Linked DNA regions of Mus musculus: region 2 is linked to region 1. Evidence: chromatin contacts called from ENCODE POLR2A ChIA-PET data. All regions are on one chromosome and are shown on one strand. Each heading gives the region's core, a stretch centred on a gene start or an enhancer-like site at or near the end of the contact. The rest is flanking DNA. Distances are from core to core; before and after follow the strand shown.

Region 1 (5,924 bases), core at 1,159-3,658:
GTGGGCCACCACAGTGGGAACTGCCCATTGAACTTAGGTTCTACAAGAGCAACCAGTGCTCTTAACAGTCATATGTCCAGAATAATTTTTAACTGTGAAAAAAAACCCTACTAAATAAATGTAAAATCAAGATTCAGTTAGCAGATGGCCAACTTTCAGCTTTTAGAGGAGTAGCTGCTATCAAAGGGTCTTAAGTGTGAGAAAGACAAAGTCAAGGTTATGTTTAACAGAGCCCACTGAAAGCGATGGAAAGAGTGGCTAAGAAATGAGACAGAAGGGCTGGAGAGATGGCTCAGCGGTTAAGAGCACTGGCTGCTCTTTTGAAGGTCCTGAGTTCAATTCCCCGTAACCACATGGTGGTTCACAACCATCTGTAATGAGATCAGATGCCCTCTTCTGGTGTTTATGAAGACAGCTACAGTGTACTCATATAAATAAAATAAATCTTTAAAACAAACAAACAAAAAAGAAATGAGACAGAAAATAGGCAACGATAATAATACCTGTAATGTCATACACATGCTTGCAATATCAATGTTCAGGAGGCTGAGGCAGAGGGATGGCAAGTTCAAGGCCAGCCTGAGCAACAACAAAAGAGCTTGACTCAAAAACAAAAGCGAACAGACAAAAACCTACTTCCCCCAACAAACCCTGGTGGTTGCTGTCTAGACTAGGAGGAAATATATAGATTTCAGAATAAATAGAATATCAAATACACACGACCCAGAGGACTCCCTAAAATAGTGACTGGAAAGAAGCCAAACACAGCTCCAGATATAACTCTGATGCTTGGGTGCACAGAGAGAATGCTCAGATGAAGGGAGAGCACAGGAGTAGACCACTCCTGCACACACACTCACCTTTATATCCTCCTTTGTGAGCCTAGGCCAGGCCACCTTCTCCTTCCATTTCCTCACAAAGCAAGTAATGGAGCGACCAGAACGCTTATCCTGGGAGTCCTGTCAGACAGATAGCCTTATTTTTAGGATAAACTTCCAGTCTCCTTGCTTGGCCAGCCTTTCTTGTTCAGATATGACTATCCTTACCCTGCCCTCACCTTGGAGTTCACCTTGGCATAGAATTCAATCTCGTTATACAGCTCCACTCCATCACCATTCCTGCAGCTAAAGTTACAGTAAAGAGACATAGGAAGTGACAGGATAAGTTCTTGAGACACCAGGAGGATAGGAACGGTTCTTGAGACCCCAGGCCAGTCCACAGGGGAAGACTACTACCTGAACACGACGCGGTGGTCCTCAATGAGCACACTGACGTCGGTGCTGTCCTCAACGCAAAACTCCATGAAAACATATTTGGGTCTGTCGTACCACAGAGTCCGGGCAGGCTGCCTGAAGAGGTTGGAGGTGGGGCTTGGTAGGGGTGGGCAAGACTGAAGGCAATATGGAAAGGTGGAGGGAGGAGACAGTAGAGTCGTACGTGGTGCCACTGAACCAGACAGAGGGGAGTAGTGGGAGTGGGCAGAGGTGGCGAGAATAAACCCAGAGAGCCAAGGGAAGTAAGGAGTTAGAAAATACGTTCAGATCTCACCACCCCCTCTCACCCACAGTCACAGAGACGTGGAGTCTGGGGTGCTGGTGGGCAGACTCAGCGGCTTCTACAAATGTGGGAGAGGAAATCTGCAGGAAAACGGACAGGGGAATATGTAGGACCTGTATGATGGCGGCCTGAAACTCACCGTTCCATGGTGACTCCAGCTGCCCCGTGGCTTTTGGAGTCCCAAGAAAAGGCCTCTATCTTTAGATTCTAGGAGGCTCCTAGCAGCTGCCTCTCCTTATATGGTAGGAGGAAGGGTTGCGAGGGAGGGAAAGAAAGTTGGCTTGACAGCAAGAGTGATTTGGACTCCAGAAGGACACCGGGAGCGTTTTCTACATCTCGGGGTCTCCAGAAATAAACATATCAGAAATACAATATCTACTCTCTATCCAGGGAAAGGGCTACTCTAGCCCCTATATGCAGGAAGTTACTTGTTCTCGGTTTCATTCACTTGTTCCTCCAACTCAAAGTGTCTAATTCACAAAATGCATTAAAGTCCCGAGGGGGCGGGCCCTCCCGAGATTGGAGGAGTGCAAGACCCGCCCACCACTCGTCCAGGCTTCCCTGCCAGAGCCCGTTGCCATGGCAGCAAGGGGGCGCCACTGACGTGCGGGCGGCGTTTCCGGGAAGATGGCGACGGTGGAAGTGGCTACGGAGCTAGGAACTGTGGTGACCGCTGTCGGGCCTAAGGCGAAGGACGAGGAAGAAGAAGAAGAGGAGGAGGAGTCGCTGCCACCATGCGAGACTGTGCGCTGGGCTCCCGTGGGGGCAGTGGCCGAGGCCGGTCCTGGGGCGGCGACGTTCTCGGAGGCGGCGGCAGCCGAAGAGCCTGGAGCGGCTCCGGGCTCTCCATCCGACGCGACTGTCCGCACGCTGAGGCGGCTGGAAGCCGAGCGGCGGCAGCTGGATTCGGCCCTGCTCGCGCTGTCCTCGCACTTCGCGCAGGTGCAGTTCCGTCTGCGCCAGGTAGTGCGCGGGGCGCCGGCGGAGCAGCAGCGTCTCCTGCGCGAGCTCGAAGACTTTGCCTTCCGCGGCTGTCCTCACGTCCTGGGTTACGAGGGGCTGGCAGACCCTTGTGGCGGTGACGAAAGCGATGTGCTGCCGGGGGACCGGCCACGGGTGCGGGGTGAGGACCAGGTGAGTGTCTGCCGCTAGTTCCGGATGCGGATGAAGATGATGCAGGCGGGGAGTTTGTGGGTGGTGATGCTGACACGGACCGAGGTAGAAAGGGTGAGGAGCGACCGAGCTGGAAGTACTATAGGCACGTGTATGCAAGATAGAGAGAAGAGTCAGGAAGATGCAGAAAGACATATGGCGAGCCTTAAAGAGTATTGAAAAGGCAGTTGGTAATGGAAGCCGTGCTGCCTCTGTCGACTTTGAGGTACTTGAGTGTGTATTTGTGTCACTCTCTCTACCCTGAAGTATATACCCTGAGCACTTATTGATAGAATGAACATTGGGAACGGGAGAAGTGTTAAGTGAAAGGGAAGTGAATTGGAATCCATGGAAATTGAAATTAATGCCCCGTGCTTTTTTTGGCATATAGATAGGCTGTGATCTTTATGCTGTCTTATCTCAGTGACGGCTTTGGTGAACAGACACCATCCCTTGGCAGTGGAAAGAAACACACCTGACTATAAGGATGTCCTGACAGTGTTTTCAGACTGCTCTGCCATCCTGGTTAATAACGGGGTTCTCTGAACGGGGCCTTCTGACTGACCAGTGCGTTCTTCAGTACACCGAAGAAGCAAGGAAATTCTGTAAACCACAACGCGGGAAGATTCCTTACAAACTTTGAACGTCTGGAAGCTGGAAGTTTTGAGACAGGCCGCCTTTTCCGCTTCCTGTTGTGCAGATTGCAGTCCACATGTGGCTTTCTTCCCACTCAAAATGGTTTAGCCAAGAAAACTTATTGGTAGGAGATAGTGACTTATGCTGATCTGAAGTGTTTCCAGTTCCTTCCTTCTCATACCCATATACCCTTGCACAAGGAGCAGTCAACCACAAGTCAACAGACTTAAAAAGTGGCCAGGCCCTGTCCAGTATTGAATGCCATGGAAGGTCCTGGGCAGAGATGGTACTGTCTCTATTTTTTATTGTCACTTTCAGAAAAAATTGTCAAGGTAATGACATAAAAAAATTGTCCTCGCTCTGCCAATTAAGCAGCTGTATTGTTAAGTACATTCTTTGGGCAAAATGATATATTTTTTCTGCTTTGGGGGGGGCAAAGGGAACAGTCTTGGGGGTGGCACCCAGGAAGTTGCATGTTGTAGACAAGCACTCTGTCACCAATTAAGCTATGTCCTCAGCTCTTGAAAATTATTATTATTGATTTTTTTTAAAAGACAGGCTCTCTGACCCAGAACTTGCTATAGAATCATCTTGAAGTTTTTTTGGGTTTTAGTGTGTGTGTGTGTGTGTGTGTGTGTGTGTGTAGGAGCACAGTGCTGGTGTCACAGCCTACTTGTGGAGGTCAGAGGACAGCTTTTAGGAGTTAGTTCTCTCCTTAGAATGTGAGTTCGAGACATCAAGCACAAGCCATCAGGCTTGGTGTTCCTAACCTTGAATTTCTCCTCATCCCACCTCCATCTTCTGGATACTGAGATTATAGGCAGGTGGACCAACCGGAGTTAGTCAGTGCTTGGGTTTGAACCCAGAACCTAGTACACTCGAGGCAGGCACACTACCAAGTTAGCTATCTCACCAGTCTCTCCCAATTACCTTCAACTTTATCTCAATGTGTACTGGACATTAAACATATTATTTCCTGCCTTGCCCCAGAACTTATTTGGTCTTGCTGATAAACTTGTTTGATTAATTCCAGCAAATATGCTGTAACGATGACAGCGAGTGACAGACTTGGCAGGTGTAGTCATGGAAACAAATCAGGATTTATAGCTGGTTTCTTTCTTCATTGGCTTCACAAAGGAATGACAAAGATAGACTATGTTTTTGTTTCTTTCTCTTTTGGGTAGTTAGACAATTTCCTCCAGTTCATTATTTGGAGTTTGTTGTTCTATACCTAATTTAGTTCAAAAAACATAAAAGAAATATGTAATGAGGTCTGGAGAGATGGTTCAGTGGATCAGAGCAGGCTGCTCTTGCAGAGGACCCAGGGTTGATTCCCAGTATCTACACAGCAGCTCACAACTGTCTATACATGCTGTTCAAATGATTGGGGACCCTCTTCTAGGCTCTGTGGGCACCAGACACTCCTGTAGTGCACAGACATACGTGTGGGCAAGTCATCCAGGAACATAAAATAAAAATGTAAAGATTTTTTTTTTAAGGAAAAGAAATAAATATATTGAGAATTCACCCGTACTGGGCACAGTTCTAGGTATATTGAACATCAAAAGTCAAGGTCCTTGAGTTTGTAGATTAGTAGAGACAGGTCCTAAACAAACACTATAATGACTAAGTGTACACAATACAAAGGAAGAAATGACTTGTTCTTCCTGGAGAAAACCAGAGAAGGCTTTTTCAGTGGAGGCCTAGTTAGTAACTGAGGAAAAGAATGGGGCTATGGGGCTGGTGAGATGGCTCAGTGGGTAAGGGCACCCGACTGCTCTTCCGAAGGTCCAGAGTTCAAATCCCAGCAACCACATGGTGGCTCACAACCATCCGTAACAAGATCTGACTCCCTCTTCTGGTGTGTCTGAAGACAGCTACAGTGTTCTTACATATAATAATAAATAAATCTTTAAAAAAAAAAAAAAAAAAAGAATGGGGCTATGAGGAACAGCAGCAACACTCAGGAAGAGCTGGAGAGCATCCTGAGGCGTCGCCAACAAAGCTAAAGGGAGGGGATTGCTCTTTACGAAGCTGGAGGAAAACGTAATTCTTTGTTTTTTGTCTTTTCTCTCTCCTCTCTCCTACCTTGCTGCTTGAGGGCTTGGTAAGTACCACTTTAAGGCTGACTTTAATTCTGTGTAGATCCTAGTTTATAATGCAGCCTTATATCTATGAGTGGTTTAGTGCCTCTGCTCCTTTTTTTGTTTTGTTTTGGTTTTTGGTTGTTTAGTTGGTTGTTTTTGTTTTTTTTTTTTCAGTGGTGGTTGTTAAGATAGAGTCTGTATATGTAGCCCAGGCTAGCCTGGAACTCACTGAGGAGTACATGTGTACATATCACATCTGGCTTGCTTTTTGTTTTGTTTTGTTTTTGTACTCAAAATGATGATGGCCCAGTATCTAAGAATATGTTGGCAAGACTTGATCCCCGTAAAGGACACTTAGTAACATAAAGACAGAAGCTATGTGGTAGCTGTCAGGGAGAAAGGGGTTGTTCTCAGAAATTTTCCCCACTCACACACCCACACACCACACTGTTCACGTCCCATCCCTGTGACTTGGCTTCTGTATTTCTGTGC
Region 2 (5,924 bases), core at 1,923-4,422, 43 kb after region 1:
GTTCCCAAGGGTAACCCTGGGTCGTGGCCTGCTAGCTGAGTCACTGAAGAAGGGATGGAGTTGCAGTCACGAGAAAGCAAGCCCAAGACAAAGATGGGAGACTGATTCCCGCCTCCCCCACGTCAAATACCCGAGTAGTAGCGTAAGGCCCGTGGCGGTGGGGGAAGCCAGCCTCTCTGGGCTCCATGATGGGTGTGTCCCCTTTGGCCCAGCTCGGGGAGGGGCCGTCATACACCCCCATACACCACGGGGCTGCATGTGACTAGCGCTCTGGCACGGCCTCTGAGCCTCCGCCTAACCCCATCTACATAGCTTCTCAAAGCTCCCTCGGGAGGGAAGGGGGAGTTAGCCACCACTCAGAGTCACAAACCACAACTGCCCCGGGAGTGTTTAGTGGGCAGGGGTACAGGTGTGGTTTTACTTGGGGAAGGGGGTGGGAGGGGGGCGAGCAGGTCATCCTGCGCATGCGCCTGGGCGCCTTATTGTTTTCCCCCCAACTCCGCTTGGGGCGGCGGCCACTACTAAAAAATGCTTTGGGAAGGGGCAATAACACTGTTGCCAGTTCCCAGTAAATCCTTTTCCCAGACGCCTGGAGACATAAATTGCTTTCCATGTGTTCCATGTTTAGTCCACCCGCGTCCTTGCTGGCTTCCCGGCCCGGCCACACCCCCGGCACGCGCCCACTCCTGCCCTGCTACCGCTCACCTTACGGTCGCCGACGCCTTCGCCCACTGCCACTACCACGCCCGCGCCCTCCATGCCGGGGGTGACCGGCAGAGGCGGTAGTCGGTCGTACAGCCCTTGGCGGCCCATGAGGTCGGCGAAGTTGAGCCCACAGGCTCGCACGCGCAGCGTCAATTGACCCGGACCCGGGGCCGGGGGCACCGCCGGCCGGCTCTGCAGCTTCACCTTATCGTAGCCACCGAAGCCGGTGAGTACCAGGCAGCGCAGTGGCGGTGCCGAAGCGGATGCTGACGCTTCGGGGGCCGGGGGTGGCTGCGGGTCGCTTGCCACCTCGACTGTCGGGGGCTGCGAAGGCGCACCCTCCCCGGCTCCGGTCCCGGTCTCCGCCCCGGCCTCGGTCGCCGCTGCCACAGTGGCCGCCTCAGCTGCTTCCCTCTCCGCGGACATGGCTAGACTCGCGACGTGCGTTCCCAGCTGTACAGAACCGGTGCACAGCTGGGAAGGGCGGGACACGCGTCAGGAAGAGCGCAGGCTGCGGACACCAGTGGGTGGGGCGGGGCCTTGCTCGGGGGGTGGGGCTTCGCGGGCGGACTTAAAGGGCTAGTCCCTCTGCTGACCGAGCTGCGAGGGCGCGAAAAGACTAGCGGTGCAGGTGGAGGGTGGTGGTGTACGTGCGTGTGACTGATAAGCATGAGGAGATTCTGGGGCATGCCGAGTCTAAGACTTGATTTATTCGTAGAAAGCCTTATACGAATTAAAAGTTGTCGTGACACAGTCTGAAGGATAATTTAAAATCTGAATTTATAATCTAGCCACCTGTGGATCAGACTCCGGTGAAATTGTGCCTCAGGTTGAACTCTACCGTTTACTAATAAGCAGACTTTATTCACTATGTTCTTTTGTTTGCTTGTTTTTTGAGACAGGGTTTCTCTGTGTAGCCCTGGCTGTCCTGGAACTCACTTTGTAGACCAGGCTGGCCTCGAACTCAGAAATCCGCCTGCCTCTGCCTCCCAAGTGCTGGGATAAAAGGTGTGCTCCACCACGCCCGGCTTACTCACTATGTTCTTGCAGTGGCAAACTACAAGCATGAGAACCTCTAAGACAGGGTCTCACCATGTAGCCAGGTCTGGCCTGGAGCCTAGAAGGTGCCATGAATACAAGGCTGGCTCTGCCTCCGGAGTTCTGTGGTTAAAATGACATGTGCCACCACCTCCCTTTTCTTTCACACTCTCTTTTCCTTTTGTTGGAATTGAGGATAGAACCCAGAGCCTCATGAATGTAGCTCTACTCCCGAGTTACATCTCTAACTTAAACTTAACAGTTTTGGGTGTTAATGCTGTGTGTCTGTTTACTTTTTGTAAAACAGCGATGAGATTGTGTGCTTTAGTTACCTTTACACGGTTATTCAAAACGAGATAACATTAAAATGAACATCTTCGACTTAAAGAAGAGTTTTGTTTGTTTTGAGACAGGATTTCTCTATTTAGACCTGGTTGACCTGGAACTCATTATATAGACTAGAGTGGCCTCAAACTCAGGGAGATCTGCCTGCTTCTGCCTCATGAGTGCTAAGACTGAAGGCGTGCAGCACCATGCCCGGCTAAAGAAGGATTTTTTTCACTTATGTATGCATGTATGTATGTATGTGTATTTATTTGTTCATTCATTCATTCATTCATTCACTTTACATCCCGATCACAGCCCTCCAAGCCCCTTTCTCCATCCTCTTCTAGGCAAAAGATGTCATGCAAATGGCGGTTTGCTTATTGCTAGTCTGAGATGAGGCTGAAATTGGCTTTGGGGCTTAGCTCTGGCCCAGCTTAGCTGTCAAAGGATTCTAGCTTCCTTAGCCTTCCCTTTGCTCTTTCTACCAAAACATCCACCAGAGGACGCAAAAGCTCCCCTAAAACTTTCCACTCAGTACTTGGCTAGAGGAACTTAGTCCATGCTTCTAGGTTGGTCACAGGCCTAGATCCCGCCACCCGTCGTTATGGAGATAGAAAGCTATGATGTCACTAATGTAGGGTGGGAGTGCTAAGGTCCGTACTTCCATTTCCCTAAGCTCTGTCTGGACCCGAGAGTGGAGGAGGGAGACAAAAATCAAAAATCCTCCCTTTCCTAACATCTCACGCCCCCCTGTGTTCGGGAAATAGATTGCTGCCGCCGCGCGTGTCCGCCGCACTAGCACACCTGCGTGCACGCGTGGGCACACAGAAGGCTCAGGCCTTGCGCCCGTGTATGGAGCTTCGCAGCTGACCCTTCAGAACTTCGCCCTCGGTCAGCCCAGCCTCCATGCCCGAGGAACTCAAATAAACGGGGCTCGCTGGCCACAAACCCTCAGGCGCTCCTGGGGTCACAGCTGCGCGCTAGAGTCTAACTCGGGTCCCCCTCCCCTCCTCCCAGGCCCCGCCCCGTCCCGAACCCCGCCCCTCGGCTGTGCGGGTGGGAGGCGGGGCCAGAGGTGCGGCCCGCGGGCTAGGGGCGGGGCGGAGGGGGCCCGCAGCCCCGGGCGGGGGCTCGGCGCGGGCCCGCGAGATGCCGGTGTCGGCGGCCCGAGAGGCTGCAGCTGCAGCGGCGGGGGAGGAGGCGGCAGAAGCGGCGGCTGTGCCCGGGAGGGGGGCGGCGTGGGGGGCCGGCGCGTAGCCGGGACCATGGAGGGGCAGAGTGGCCGCTGCAAGATCGTAGTGGTGGGGGACGCGGAGTGCGGCAAGACAGCGTTGCTGCAGGTGTTCGCCAAGGACGCCTACCCCGGGGTGAGGAATTGGCGTCTGGAGAGAGGGGCACCGAGGCTGCGGGGAGTGGGTTATAGGGGCCCCGGGGGCCGCTGGAAACCGGTACCAGGGTAACCAGGGAGGAGAGAAAGAGGCTCAGAGGAAGGGAAGGAGGCGTTGGGGGGTCTGAAAGGACTGCAGAGGATTGGAGTGGAAGGAATCAAGGAACGCGGTGAAATGGATGGGGCTTAGGAGCATCAGAGGATCCGGAAGGGCGCTCCGGGAGAATGACTGAGGTCCCGGGCATCCGAGAGAGAAAAAACTAGGGGCTAAAGGGACCCGGGAAGGGGGGTTATCTGAGAGTCTAGCTAGGAGGTGGAGGCAGTAGCTCCCCGGATCTTCCCTTAGCCCAGCCTCAGACCAACTTCTGTCTAGGGACTGAGCTGGACCGGGTGTCGAGGGAGGAGGGCAGTTGTCAGGGTGAGTGAGTACTGGAGAGCAGCTCTCTCTCATTTTGACCCATCCGTGTCTGCAGAGTTATGTCCCCACGGTGTTTGAGAACTACACTGCCAGCTTCGAGATCGACAAGCGCCGCATTGAGCTCAACATGTGGGATACTTCAGGTAGCCAAGTCCCTCGGGGTCACCCTGACGGCGGCCAAGGTCCCTTCCTCTAGCCCCTCCCTTGGCCAGAACCTGAGATTCCAGGTCAGCTCAGACATCCATCCAGTTTTAGAGCAGAACATCAGTTTCTCTTTTGAGCCAGGGAAACTGAGGCAGAGTTTCTTAGGCCTGACAGAAACCACGTAGGAAGTCTAATATCGGCCCTGCAGCTGGGTTCTGCTTACCCAAGGAACTTGGAAAGAAATGATTTATTTTGGAACATGTTTCTTAGGAAATAGGACTGGGTTTAGGAAAGCTATTTAGAATTACTGGGGTGGGGGAAGGTGGTGGAAAGTAGTTTTTTTTTTTTTTTTTTTTCTTCCTCTAGACTGAACTAGAGTCCCAGGAGAACAGGAGCACTGGCTCCCTGTCCTTGCTCCAACCTCATGGGAAGGGTTTTTATTTTTACTCCGTTCCCTGGAGGACTTTAGAAGATGTGTCATCAAAGCCCAGAAAGCACGCACAAAATTTGTCAGAATGGTGGTAGATTTTCTGAGATTCTTAAAGGGCTTCCAAACTCCAGAAGATTACAGATTATCAGTGTGAGATCAGAGGAACCCATAAGCCATTTCCCACTGCTTCTGCTCCTCTCTGCCTACTCTTTTTTTTTTTTTTTTTTAAGTTTTATTTATTCATTTATTTATTTATTACATGTAAGTACACTGTAGCTGTCCTCAGACCCTCCAGAAGAGGGAGTCAGATTTCATTACAGATGGCTGTGAGCCACCATGTGGTTGCTGGGATTTGAACTTCAGACCTTCGGAAGGAAGAGCAGTCGGGTGCTCTTACCCACTGAGCCATCTCACCAGCCCCTCTGCCTACTCTTGAGACACACTTTGTGACGGGTATTTGCTTTTTATCCCTTGACCAGGGTCACTTGAGTCCCTTACCCGCTTCCAGGCCAGCTGCCCCCTCAGATTGCCTTATCTGTTTGCCTTCTTTCTTTCTTCCAGGTTCCTCTTACTATGACAATGTCCGGCCTCTGGCCTACCCGGATTCTGATGCTGTGCTTATCTGCTTTGACATTAGCCGGCCAGAAACACTGGACAGTGTCCTCAAGAAGGTGGGAGTCTGGGGAAACTACAAAGGAGAGTAGGCGTGAAGGGCATGAACCCAGAGGAGGGAGTAACAGTAGTGGCTGAAGTTGTCATCCCTCTGCTCCAGCCTCCTTGCCTTTCACCTGCAAGTCTGTCTCTGAGCTGGAAGTGGTCCTGGGGCCTTGGGGTCTGTTTAGCTGCCTTCCCTATCTCCTTGGCGGTGGCAGGGCTGCAGATTCCGAGGGCTTTAGAAAGCCCTGAGGCTGGCTGTCAGGCTATTGTTTCCATAAGAAAAGTCCCGGGTTAAAGCACTAGAGTCGGTCAGGGAGTCCTCGATTCCCAGGGAGGAGAGGGTGTGGTTGGTCTGTTCTCTGGACAAAGTAAGGGAAAGGGGAGTGCGAGTGTGCAGACTGCAGGCTGATAGAAAACCCCGGAGTCCTCACTGAAATCCTCTTCTCCCCAGCTTCCACACTCCACAGCTTCCCTACCCAAGACCAGCTTTCCACATCATTTCTTACCGAGGAGGTTTAGAAGGATATGTGACATCTGTATGCATGGAGCAAAGCTTTTCCCTCTATCCCTCTCCACCCCTCTATAACTCTATCTTCCACCTCCAACCAGTGGCAAGGAGAGACTCAGGAGTTTTGCCCCAATGCCAAGGTGGTGCTGGTTGGCTGTAAGCTGGACATGCGGACTGACCTGGCCACACTGAGGGAGCTATCCAAGCAGAGACTCATCCCTGTCACACATGAGCAGGTGAGACCCCTTTACCTCCAACTGAATTCGAACCTAGACCTCACACCCATCTCTGGGTTTTTTGGTTCCTGATT

The links. ChIA-PET counts read pairs that join two places held with the same protein, here RNA polymerase II (POLR2A).
Region 2: POLR2A ChIA-PET joins it to region 1 with 15 read pairs in Patski. The contact joins the promoter of Rnd2 here to the promoter of Ptges3l in region 1. POLR2A ChIA-PET finds 5 or more read pairs at or near these places in 3 of 5 experiments (Patski and embryonic stem cell).

The regions. Positions count from the first base shown.
Region 1 is chr11:101,422,920-101,428,843 of GRCm38, forward strand. It overlaps Ptges3l (prostaglandin E synthase 3 like), which reads right to left and starts at 2,409. Exons shown (of 7, transcript NM_001357574.1): 1 at 1,697-2,409; 2 at 1,236-1,349; 3 at 1,058-1,124; 4 at 861-959. The coding sequence starts at 1,704. It overlaps Rundc1 (RUN domain containing 1), which reads left to right and starts at 2,166. Exons shown (of 5, transcript NM_172566.4): 1 at 2,166-2,691. The coding sequence starts at 2,185.
Region 2 is chr11:101,465,003-101,470,926 of GRCm38, forward strand. It overlaps Rnd2 (Rho family GTPase 2), which reads left to right and starts at 3,173. Exons shown (of 5, transcript NM_009708.2): 1 at 3,173-3,437; 2 at 3,931-4,018; 3 at 5,011-5,120; 4 at 5,716-5,850. The coding sequence starts at 3,336. It overlaps Vat1 (vesicle amine transport 1), which reads right to left and starts at 1,197. Exons shown (of 6, transcript NM_012037.2): 1 at 706-1,197. The coding sequence starts at 1,131.